Regions from separate parts of the Homo sapiens genome. Here region 2 is linked to region 1. A link is an interaction called in ENCODE POLR2A ChIA-PET data of the cell type or tissue named here. Cell type or tissue: B cell. All regions are shown on one strand. Each heading gives the region's core, and the rest is flanking DNA. Links, peaks and the distances in the headings are about the cores only. Region 1 overlaps ADA2 (adenosine deaminase 2). Region 2 has its middle 41 kb from the start of CECR2.

Region 1 (5,375 bases), core at 217-5,216:
CTTTTACATAAAGTGTCTCCTCTCCAAATATGTGTTAATTACTAAGGGAAAAATGGTAACTTCGCAATGGCAAATTCTGGCAGAAATCAACTTAAGCGATCAAAGTCAGTATCATATTGAGACAAATTAACATTGTATGCATCAGTATGCTGGCAAATGTGTAACAGCTGGCTGGTGGGGACATGGATTTGTAACATTTGCTGATTTTTGTGGCACAAAAACTCCCACAAGCCTGGTGTCGTGGCTCATGCCTGTAATCCCAGCACTTTGGGAAGCCGAGGCGGGAGGATGGATTGAGGCCAGGAGTTTGAGACAGGCTAGACAGTATAGCATGATCCCATCTCTACAAAAAGTAAAAAGAAAGAAAACTTAGCCGAGGTGGCGGTGCACGCCTGTAGTCCCAACTACTTTGGATGCTGGGCAGGAGGATTGCTTGAGCCCAGGAGGTAGTGGCTACAATGAACAGCGATCCTGCCACTGCACTCTAGCCTAGGCAATGGAGTGAGACCCCTGTCTCAAAAAAAAAAAAAAAAAAATTCCCATCAAGACCAATTCCAGACTCCTAAAGGTTTAACAACAAGCTGGAAGTATAACACTTGGCCCCATTCATGTGCCCCTGGTGTGTACACTGAGAAGGACAAAGCCTCGCTGCCAAGGTGCTCCTCTCAAAAAGGTATCCCCTGAGCCTCTTCCTAGGGAAACATTAGATGAACCTGAAATGAGGGATAGTCTATGAAGTAACTGGCCTGTACTCTTCAAAAATGAGGTTCCAAAACACAAAGGAAGACTAAGAAGCTATTTCAGACTGAAAGAGACTAGAGAGTTGACAGCTAAATGTAACTTGTGATCCTGGATTGGGTTCTGGACCAAGAACAAAACAAAACAAAGCTCAGCAGGGCCAGAGCCAGATACTAGCGTCTTTTCAATGTTAATACTTTTCTGATTTGATTGGATGTACTGTGGCTCCATAGGAGAATGTCACTGTCTTTAGGAAATGTGCACTGGAGAATCTAGGAATAAAAGGCATAATATCTGCAACTTAGTCTCGAGTGGTTAAAAAAAATAGGATATATAGAGAGAGCAATTAGAAACAGAGAAAGAATGATATATGGAATCAAATGTTGTAAAATGTTAATAACTGGGGGAACCTGGGCAAAGAGAATGTTAGAGGTTTGTGTTGTTGTTGTTGTTATTTTTGTTTGTTTTTTTGAGACAGGGTCTCGCTTTATTGGCCAGGCTGGAGTGGAGTGGTGTGATCTCAGTTCACTACAACCTCCTCTTCCTGGGCTCAAGCAATCCTCCCACCTCAGCCTTCTGAATAGCTAGGACCACAGGCACACCCCACCATGCCCAGCTAATTTTTGTATTTTTAGTAGAGATGAGGTCTGGCCATGTTGCCCAAGCTGGTCTCAAACTCCTGGGCTCAAGCAATCCACTCGCCTCGGCCTCTCAAAGTGCTGGGATGACAGGCGTGACCCCCTGTGCCTGGCCTGGTAAGAGTTTTTTGTACTATTCTTGCAACTTTTTGAAATTATTTCAAAATGATCAGATAAATGCTCCATGGACATTTAGTTCAATAGGACTAGGCCTATGCAATGAGGAATAAAGTCAAGAAGGAAGAACTAACAAGCTTTGTAAGTTGAATTTAAAAGCTTAAAGACTGGATGTGGTGGCTAGTGCCTGTAATCCCAGGTATCCAGGAGGCTGAGGCAGGAGGATAACTTGAGGCCATAGTTTGAGATCAGTTGATCAGCCTGAGCAACATAGTGAGACACTGTCTCCAAAAAAAAAAAAAAAAAAAAAAAAGGCCGGGTGTGGCAGCTCACACCTGTAATCCCAGCACTTTGGGAGGCCGAGGCGGGCAGATCATGAGGTCAGGAGTTCAAGACCAGCCTAGCCAACACAGTGAAACCCCGTCTCTACTAAAAATACAAAAATTAGCCAGGCGTGATGGCAGGTGCCTGTAAACCCAGCTACTCGAGAGGCTGAGGCAGAAGAATTGCTTGAACCCGGGAGGCAGAGGTTGCAGTTAGCCAAGGTCGCGCCACTGCCCTCCAGCCTGGGCAACAGACACTCTGTCTCAAAAAAAAAAAAAAAAAAAAAAAAAGAAGGAAGAACTGGACACAAAGCACAAAGGCAAGACTATTGCTGGTTCATTTTGCCAAATCAGAGATCACAGCAAGTCCAGGCCAGAGGCTGTTTGCGTCTGCCTGTGTTGGAGGTCCCCTGCGCAGTTGGGACCTAAAAGATCTTCAGGGATTGGGTAAGGCACTGAATCACCTGCAGAGTTAGACAGGACCCTAGAGGTTGTCTTCTTCCATCCAGGCACAGCTTATGGTTGCTGTTTTTTCCCAGTTCCAGGAACCAAATGGTGATAAACTAGGAATGGAGAGAGGGCTTGCTGCTGTCTGAGAGCTCAGGTACAGGTCATGGAAGATGGATGAGAGGACATTCGCCTGGGGCTTTTGAGGAATTCTTTGATTCCCTGCCATCCTTGAGTTGGGTGAGGACAGAGGTGGCTTCTTGCATCCTTCTTCCAAGGCCAGGTGAGGAGCTGGACTCTGATCACATGAGGTCTTTTATTTGGGGCGGCTCTGCTCTACTCCCCTCTGCCTTGGCAGCTGGCTGAACAGACACAGTGACAGCCACTCATTCAATGCATTGTTTATTGAGTACTAACTAGCTTTGGGCCCAGGCTCTGGGTTAGCAGCATGCGTGAAACAATCAGAAACAATCATGAGCGCCTGCCCACATGGGGCATACAGTCTGGCAGGGCAAGACTGTAGACACAGAAATAAATATCCGATTATAAGCTGTGATTAGAGGCATGATGGAAAAGAGCAAGGCTTCCTGAGAGAAACAGGGCGAGCACAGGAAAACCTCTCTGAGACAGTGACATGAACTTGAAACTTGAAGGGTAAACAGGAGTGGGCAAGACAAAAGGGGAAAGAAGGAATCTTCCAGGCAGAGAGAAAGAGAAAAGACCCAGGCACGGTATAGAGCCGAGGACATTTGAGGAAGAAAGGGCCGCCGGGGTTGGGGCCCTCTGGGTGACTGGGAGAGGAAGGCGCCGGAATGGATCCAGATTAAATCGGATGCTGTATGCCCTGTGGAGACATGGGGTGTACCTCTAAACGCACTGCGTTGTAAGCAAAGGAGTGACCTGATTTAATTTGATCTTTTAAAAGTCATTCTAGGCCAGGCCGGGTGGCTCACGCCTGTAATCCCAGTGCTTTGGGAGGCCGAGGCGGGTGGACCACGAGGTCAGGTGTTCGAGACCAGCCTGGCCAACATAGTGAAACCCCATCTCTACTAAAAATACAAAAATTATCCGGGCATGGTGGTGCATGCCTGTAATCCCAGCTACTCAGGAGGCTGAGGCACGAGAATCCGCTTGAACCCGGGAGGTGGAGGTTGCAGTGAGCCGAGATCGCACCGCTGCACTCCACCCTGGGCAACAGAGCGAGACTCCATCTCAAACAAAACAAAACAAACAAACAAAATGTCATTCTACACTGTGAAAAATGAGCTGGAGGAGGCAAAGGGAAGAAAGGGGAGATCAGTGAGGAGGCTGTTGTCATAGCTCAGGCAGGAGTATGGTAGCTTGGACTTGGCAACAGCGTGCAGGTAGAGCACCACCGCTGGAGTCTGGATGCGGGATGCATTCTGATGTAGGGAGTGGGGGACCGCGCAGCATCAAGAAGCCACCGCTGGAGTCCAGATGAGGGATGCGTTCTGATGTAGGGAGTGGGGGACGGCGCAGCATCAAGACTTGCACTGAAAATTTCTGCTTTGAGCAACTGCGTGGAATGGATGGAGGTGTCCTTCACCAGCTATGGGAAAGGCCAGGGAAAGGTTTAAAGGGCTGAGTGTGGTGGCTCATGTCAGTAATCCCAGCACTTCGGGAGACTGCGGCAGGAGGATCACTTGAGTTGGAGACCAGCCTGGGCAACATAGCAAGACACTCTTTAGAAAAATTAAAGTAGAGAAAAAGAAAGGTTTAAAGGGAAGAGACTGAGGGTTCAGAATTGTACCTCATCAGTTTCTGAGATTCCTGTGAGCTCTCCAAGTGCATAAATAAATGTGGGAATCATTAACAAATAAATGGTATGAAAAAGCAAAGGAATGGATGAGACCACCCAGGAAAAGTGTACAGAGAGAGAAGAGAAATAAAGAGGAGAGAGTTAAAGAGACCAGAATAGGCCAGGCATGGTGGCTAATGCCTGTAATTCCAGCACTTTGGGAGCCAAGGGGCGAGTGGATCACCTGAGGTCAAGAGTTGGATACCAGCCTCGCCAACATGGTGAAAACCTGTCTCTACTAAAAATGCAAAAATCAGCTGGGTGTGGTGGCACATGCCTATAATTCCAACTACTCGCGAGGCTGATGCAAGAGAATTGCCTGAACCCGGGTGGCGGAGGTTGCACTGAGCTGAGATCGCACCATTGTACTCCAGCCTGGGCAACAAGAGCAAAACTCCATCTCGAAAAAATACAAAAATAAAAAAATAAAGAGACCAGAATAGAAGAGAGCCCAGGACTGAGTCCTGAGGAAACAGCACAGAGATCAGAGAGAGGAGAAGACTCTGAAATAGGGAAACTGGAAGAAATGGCCAGAGACAGGAGAAAACCAAGAGGGTCAATGTCACTGTGGCTGAGAGAGAATATTTCCAGAGGATGAATTTGCTCAGCCAGCCAAGTGCTTCTCACAGGGTCGCTCCATACAGAGGCCATTGATTTCATGGGCACATGGAGCTGATTCAAGAACGAGTGAGAGGAAGTGACAGCGTGTGCAAGAAGACAGCTTGTAGAGGGCTGGCTAGCTTCTCCTCACTTTGTAGCCACATCTGCTATGAACTTATCCCATCTCTTCTTCCAGATTTCCATGAAAGTATTTTTCTCACTCTCCAACAGGGTACTGTACCTGCAGGAAGAGGAGGAGCCCAGGTCAGCCTCAGGGCAGGGGTTGGGGAACGGGGCAGGGAGCCTGAGAGGACATTAGAGCCTTGCAGAGCACTCTCCCCAGGCCAGCAGCAAGGACTAAACAGCCATGATGAGAAGGAACCCACAGGAACCATCGAGGCATCTGCCTCAAGCCTCCAGAGAGGCAAACACAAGCTGCGGGCTGGAAGGAGGCGGGGGACCTGGGAGGACACAGGACACTCACTTGATAGAGTTCATGGCCAGCTGTTTGAGGGTCCTCAGGTCAGCCTTCATCCCCCCAATGCCCATGAAGACCTCATAGAAATCATAGGACAAGCCTTTGGCACCAAACATAGCTGGGTCATCAGAGCTGATCACCATGGGGTGCCCAGTGGCCATCAGAGTGGCTACAGGGTGGTTCCTCAAGTCAGACACCAGTTTCAGCACCTGCGC
Region 2 (5,375 bases), core at 269-5,268, 150 kb after region 1:
TAGCTGGGTGTGGTGGCGGGTGCCTGTAATCCCAGCTACTCGGGAGGCTGAGGCAGGAGAATCTTTTGAACCCAGGAGGCGGAGGTTGCAGTGAGCTGAGGTCACGCCACTGCACTCCAGCCTGGGCAACAGAGCAAGACTCCATTTGAAAAAAAAAAAGAAATATTATCTTATTATTTGATCCTGTGATCCACCTCCATTGTATTTACCCAAAGGAGCTGAAAACTTCTGTCCATGCAAAAACCTGCACAGGGATGTTTATAGTAGCTTTGCTCATAAATGCCAAAACTTGGAAGCAACCAAGATGTCCTTCAGTAGGGGAATGGAAAAATAAACTGTGGTACATCCACACAACAGAATATTACTCAGTTCTAAAAAGAAAGGAGCTATCAAACCATGAAAAGAAATGGAGGAAATTTAAATATCATTTCAATGGCAAAAACCGCAATAACCTTTGCATCAACCTAATAAGTGAAAAGAACCCAATCTATAAAGACTCCAAACTGTGTGCTTCTGACCATATGATGTACTACAAAAAAGAAAAACTGGGGCTGGGTGCGGCGGCTCATGCCTGTAATCCCAGCACTTTGAGAGGCCAAGGCAGGTGGATCACAAGTTCAGGAGATCGAGACCATCCTGGCTAACATGGTGAAACTCCGTCTCTGCTAAAAATACAAAAAAATAAGCTGAGTGTGGTGGCGGGCGCCTGTACTCCCAGCTACTCGGGAGGCGGAGGCAGGAGAATCACTTGAACCTGGGAGGCAGAGGTTGCAGTGAGCCAAGTCATGCCATTGCACTCCAGCCTGGGTGACAGAACGAGATTCTGTCTCAAAAAAAAAAAAGAAAGAAAGAAAGAAATAAAAACTAAGGCTGGGTGTGGTGGCTCACACCTGTAATCCCAGCACTTTGGGAGGCTGAGGCCAGCGGGTTGCTTGAGCTCAGGAGTTGAAGACCAGCCTGGGCAACATAGTGAGACCCCCATCTCTATAAAAAAAAAAATACAAAAACTAGCCAGGCGTGGTGGCATGCACTGTAGTCCCAGCTAGTCAGGAGGCTGAGGTGGGAGGATCTTGAGCCCAGGAGGCAGAGGCTGCAGTGGGCTGAGATCGCACCACTGCACTCCAGCCTGGGCAGCAGAGTGAGGCCCTGTCACAAAAAATTAAAAATAAAATAAAAATTTTGAGAAAGTGAAACTACTTAATATGATATTATAATGGTGTATAGATGTTATTATACATTTTTCCAAACCCATAGAATGTACGTCAAGAATGAACCCTAACGGAGGCCAGGCATGGTAGCTCACACCTGTAATCCCAGCACTTTGGGAGGCCAAGGTGAGCAGATCACTTGAGGTCAGGAGTTCGAGACCAGCCTGGCCAACATGGTGAAACCCCGTCTCTATTAAAAATAAAAAAATGGGCCCGGTGCAGTGGCCCATGCCTGTAATCCCAGCACTTTGGGAGGCAGAGGCAGGCAGATCACAAGGTCAGGAGTTTGAGACCAGCCTGGCCAATATGGTGAAACCCCGTCTCTACTAAAAATACAAAAATTAGCTGGGCATGGTGGCACGCGCCTGCAGTCCCAGCTACTCGGGAGGCTAAGGCAGAAGAATCGCTTGAACCCGGGAGGTGGAGGTTGCAATGAGCCAAGATCACAGCACTGCACTCCAGCCTGGGCAACAGAGCAAGACTCTGTCTCAAACAAACAAACAAACAAACATATATATACACACACACACACACACACACACACAGACACACACACAAATTAGCCAGGTGTGGTGGCATGTGCTTGTAATCCCATCTACTCACGAGGCTGAGGCAGGAAAATTGCTTGAACCCTGGGTGGCAGAGGTTACAGTGACCTGAGATCATGCCACTGCACTACAGCCTGGGAGACAGAGCGAGACTCTGTCCCCAAAAAAACCAACAAAAAAAGAGTGAACCTTAATGGAAACCATGGACTCTGTGTGGTAGAGATGTGTCAATGCCAGTTAATTGATGGTAACAAATGCACCCCTCTGGTGGAAGAAGTTGATGACATGGGAGGCTACAGATACGCATGCAGGGGATGAGGGTATATAGGAAATCACTGTAGCTTCTGCTCGACTTTGCTGTGAACTTAAAACTGTTTTTAAAAAATAAAGTCTGAAAAATAACTGCTCCAAAAAAATAAAGTCTATTTTAAAAAAATGTAGGAGACATGACAAGATATGCCAGGAAAAATCCATAAAGCCAAGGACAATCGTGAGCAAGCAATACAGATTTGAAAAACAGTCCCTGAACTTAATTAGGGCCCAGGCATACACCAAAGACCTAGGTAGAAAACAGTCTGAGGAAGGACCAGGTTGTCTTTGGGGGAGCTGGCAGAGATACAGTATGCATGGTGTCAACATAGCTGACATATAATTTCAGACTATGTTAAAGATCCATAGAGCCCAGATAAGGGTTTTCTGTTTTGTTTTGCTTTGTTTTGTTTGCTTGTGTTTGTTTTTGTTTTTCTGAGACAGAGTCTCACCCTGTTGCCCAGGCTGGAGTGAAGTGGCGGGATCTCGGCTCACTGCAACCTCCACCTCCTGGGTTCAAGTGATTCTCCTGCCTCAGTCTCCCGAGTAGCTGGGATTACAGGCACAGACCACCACGCCTGGCTAATTTTTGCATTTTTAGTAGAGATGAGGTTTCACCGTTTTGGCCAGGGTGGTCTCAAACTCCTGACCTTGTGATCCACCTGCCTTGGCCTCCCAAAGTGCTGGGATTACAGGCGTGAGCCACCTCGCCCAGCCCAGATAAGGTTTTATGTTTTTATGACTTCTGCCTTCCCTGGACCTCATATCTAATTTCTCTAACAGCTTCATCAACTTCATTCCTGAGTCATACTTACTTAATAAACAAGACAAGATCAACAACAAGAAAGGTGGAAGAACACAGCTGGTTTACCTGCACAGGAGCTAAATACTTTGCAATTCCATTGGCTGAGCGCAACACCAAGAGGCTGACTAAGAGGAGCACACATGCACAACTGCTGCGTGGGAAACAGGATGGCAGCGAGTGGGTTGTCCCTAGAAGCTCAGCTTCAAGCAATGTTCTGTACCACTGAGTAACAGCAGCCGCTGACAAACCTGCTCAGCCTGTTGACACACTTCAGGGTAGCTCTGTCCAGTGCAGGGCAGATGGCTGTGTACAAATAACTAGCAACGTGATGCAAGCTTCCCATGGTGAAATCAAAACACCAAAGGGTAGCCAGTCTTGACTTGTTCCTACCCTTCAAAAAATGGTCAAGCTTCTGGGTGGTACTTAGTGACTCTGAATATGCAGGACACACAGAGATAACCAGAGAGATGCTCACCTAGCAGAGGAGACACCATGATCACCTAATCAGGGAGTACACAGGGACAGCTAATAGACGCAAAACCCTTCCTTCATGTTTGAAATTCAAATTTATAGAAGGCTTAAATATAATACATGCTTATATATAAAAATTTAAAAAGTAGCTGGGCACAGTGGCTCACACCTGTAATCCCAGCCCTTTGGGAGGCCAAGGCGGATGGATCACCTGAGGTCAGGAGTTCGAGACCAGCCTGGCCAACATGGTGAAGCCCCTTCTCTACTAAAAATACAAAAATTAGCCGGGCGTGATGGTAGGCGCCTGTAATCCCAGCTACTCAGGAGGCTGAAGCAGGATAATCTCTTGAACCCGGGAGGCGGAGGTTGCAGTGAGCCAAGATCATGCCATCGCACTCCAGCCTGAGGGACAAGAGGGAGACTTCGTCTCAAAAAGAAAAAAAAAAGAAAAGAAAAGTAGAAAATTGAAAAATAATAAAAGGAGTTGTTATTTTAATTAAGTTTAAAATAATATTTCCCTGTTGTAAAAGTTATTCATGCTTATTGTGAATAATTTGGAAAATAAAAAGTGTAACTCAGGAAGCTAAGGCAGGAGAATCGCTTGCACCAGGGAGGTGGAGGTTGCAGTGAGCCAAGATCGCACCACAGCACTCCAGCCTGGGCGACAGAGTGAGATTCTGTCTCAAAAAAATAAAAAGAAAATAAAAAGTGTAAATACAATACATTTTCAGTGCTGATTATTCTCATCAAAACAATTTATTGCAGTACTTCTTTACATGTTAGCATCTGCTTTTCTCAAATGTTTAAATTCATACAATGATTTAACTCGTACAATTCTTTCAAACTTCTTTTTTTGTATGTATGTAAGGTACCTTAAACAAAAAGACCAGGCATGGTGGCTCATACCTGTAATCCCAGCACAGTTTGAGGCTGGAGAATTGCTTGAGCCCAGGAGTTTGAGACCAGCCTGGGCAGAAGAAAAAGAAAATAAAAAGTGTAAATTGGGAGGCCGAGGCAGGCAGATCACGAGGCCAGGAGATCGAGACCATCCTGGCTAACACGGTGAAACCCCGTCTCTACTAAAAATACAAAAAAATTAGCCGGGCATGGTGGCGGCACCTGTAGTCCCAGCTACTCGGGAGGCTGAGGCAGGAGAATGGCGTGAACCCGGGAGGCGGAGCTTGCAGTGAACGGAGATCCCACCACTGCACTCCAGCCTGGGCGACAGAGCAAGACTCTGTCTCAAAAAAAAAAAAAAAAAAAGTGTAAGTACAATACATTTTCAGTGGTGATTCTTCTCATCAAAACAATTCATTGCAGCACTTCTTTACATGTTAACATCTGTTTTACATAGCAAAACCACCATCTGTATTTATATATATTTTTTAAAATTAGCCAGGCGTGGTGGCTCACGCCTGTAATCCCAGCACTTTGAGATGCTGAGTGGGGAGGATCCCTTGAGCTCAGGAGTTTAAGACCAGCCTGAGCAACATAGTGAGACTCTGTCTCTACAAAAAATAATAATAATAATTTAAAAATTAACCGGGTGTGCTGGCACATGCCTGTAGTCCCAGCTACTCAGGAGCCTGAAGCTGGAGGATCACTGGAGCCCATGAGGTTGAGGTTGGCGTTGTGCCACCACTGCACTCCAGCCTGGGCAACAGAGCAAGATTCTGTTCAAAAAAATAATAATAATAGGCCAGGCACGGTGGCTGACGCCTGTAAGCTCAGCGCTTTTTTTTTTAAATAATGTTTTTCTTTACTTTATTATTTATTTTATTTATTTTTGAGACAGAGTCTCGCTCTGTTGCCCAGGCTGGAGTGCAGTGGTGCGATCTCCGCTCAGTGCAACCTCCGCCTCCAGAAGCCCAGCACTTTGGGAGACCAAGGTGAGTGGATCACTTGAGGTCAAGAGTTCGAGACCAGCCTGGCCAACAGAGTGAAACCCTGTCTCTACTAAAAATACAAAAATTAGCCGGGTGTGGTGGTGCACACCTGTAATCCCAGTTACTCAGGAGGCTGAGGCAAAGAATC

The links. Peaks named below come from ENCODE experiments on the same cell type or tissue, not always from the same donor. Only the 100,000 strongest peaks of a DNase experiment are listed, where the experiment ranks them.
Region 2: POLR2A ChIA-PET joins it to region 1 with 6 read pairs; 3 of 35 experiments call an interaction of 5 or more read pairs at or near these places.

The regions. Positions count from the first base shown.
Region 1 is chr22:17,176,654-17,182,028 of GRCh38, forward strand. ADA2 (adenosine deaminase 2) reads right to left here. Exons shown (of 10, transcript NM_001282225.2): 9 at 5,167-5,369; 10 at 2,137-4,923. The coding sequence ends at 4,830. Among named protein-coding and RNA genes, the nearest start is that of HDHD5-AS1, 20 kb to the left of the region's middle. In B cell, for the core only: no CTCF peak of the experiment used is centred there; no DNase peak of the experiment used is centred there; H3K27ac peaks cover 1,214 bases.
Region 2 is chr22:17,326,186-17,331,560 of GRCh38, forward strand. No RefSeq gene overlaps it. Among named protein-coding and RNA genes, the nearest start is that of CECR2, 41 kb to the right of the region's middle. RefSeq lists a silencer at 4,338-4,515. In B cell, for the core only: no CTCF peak of the experiment used is centred there; no DNase peak of the experiment used is centred there.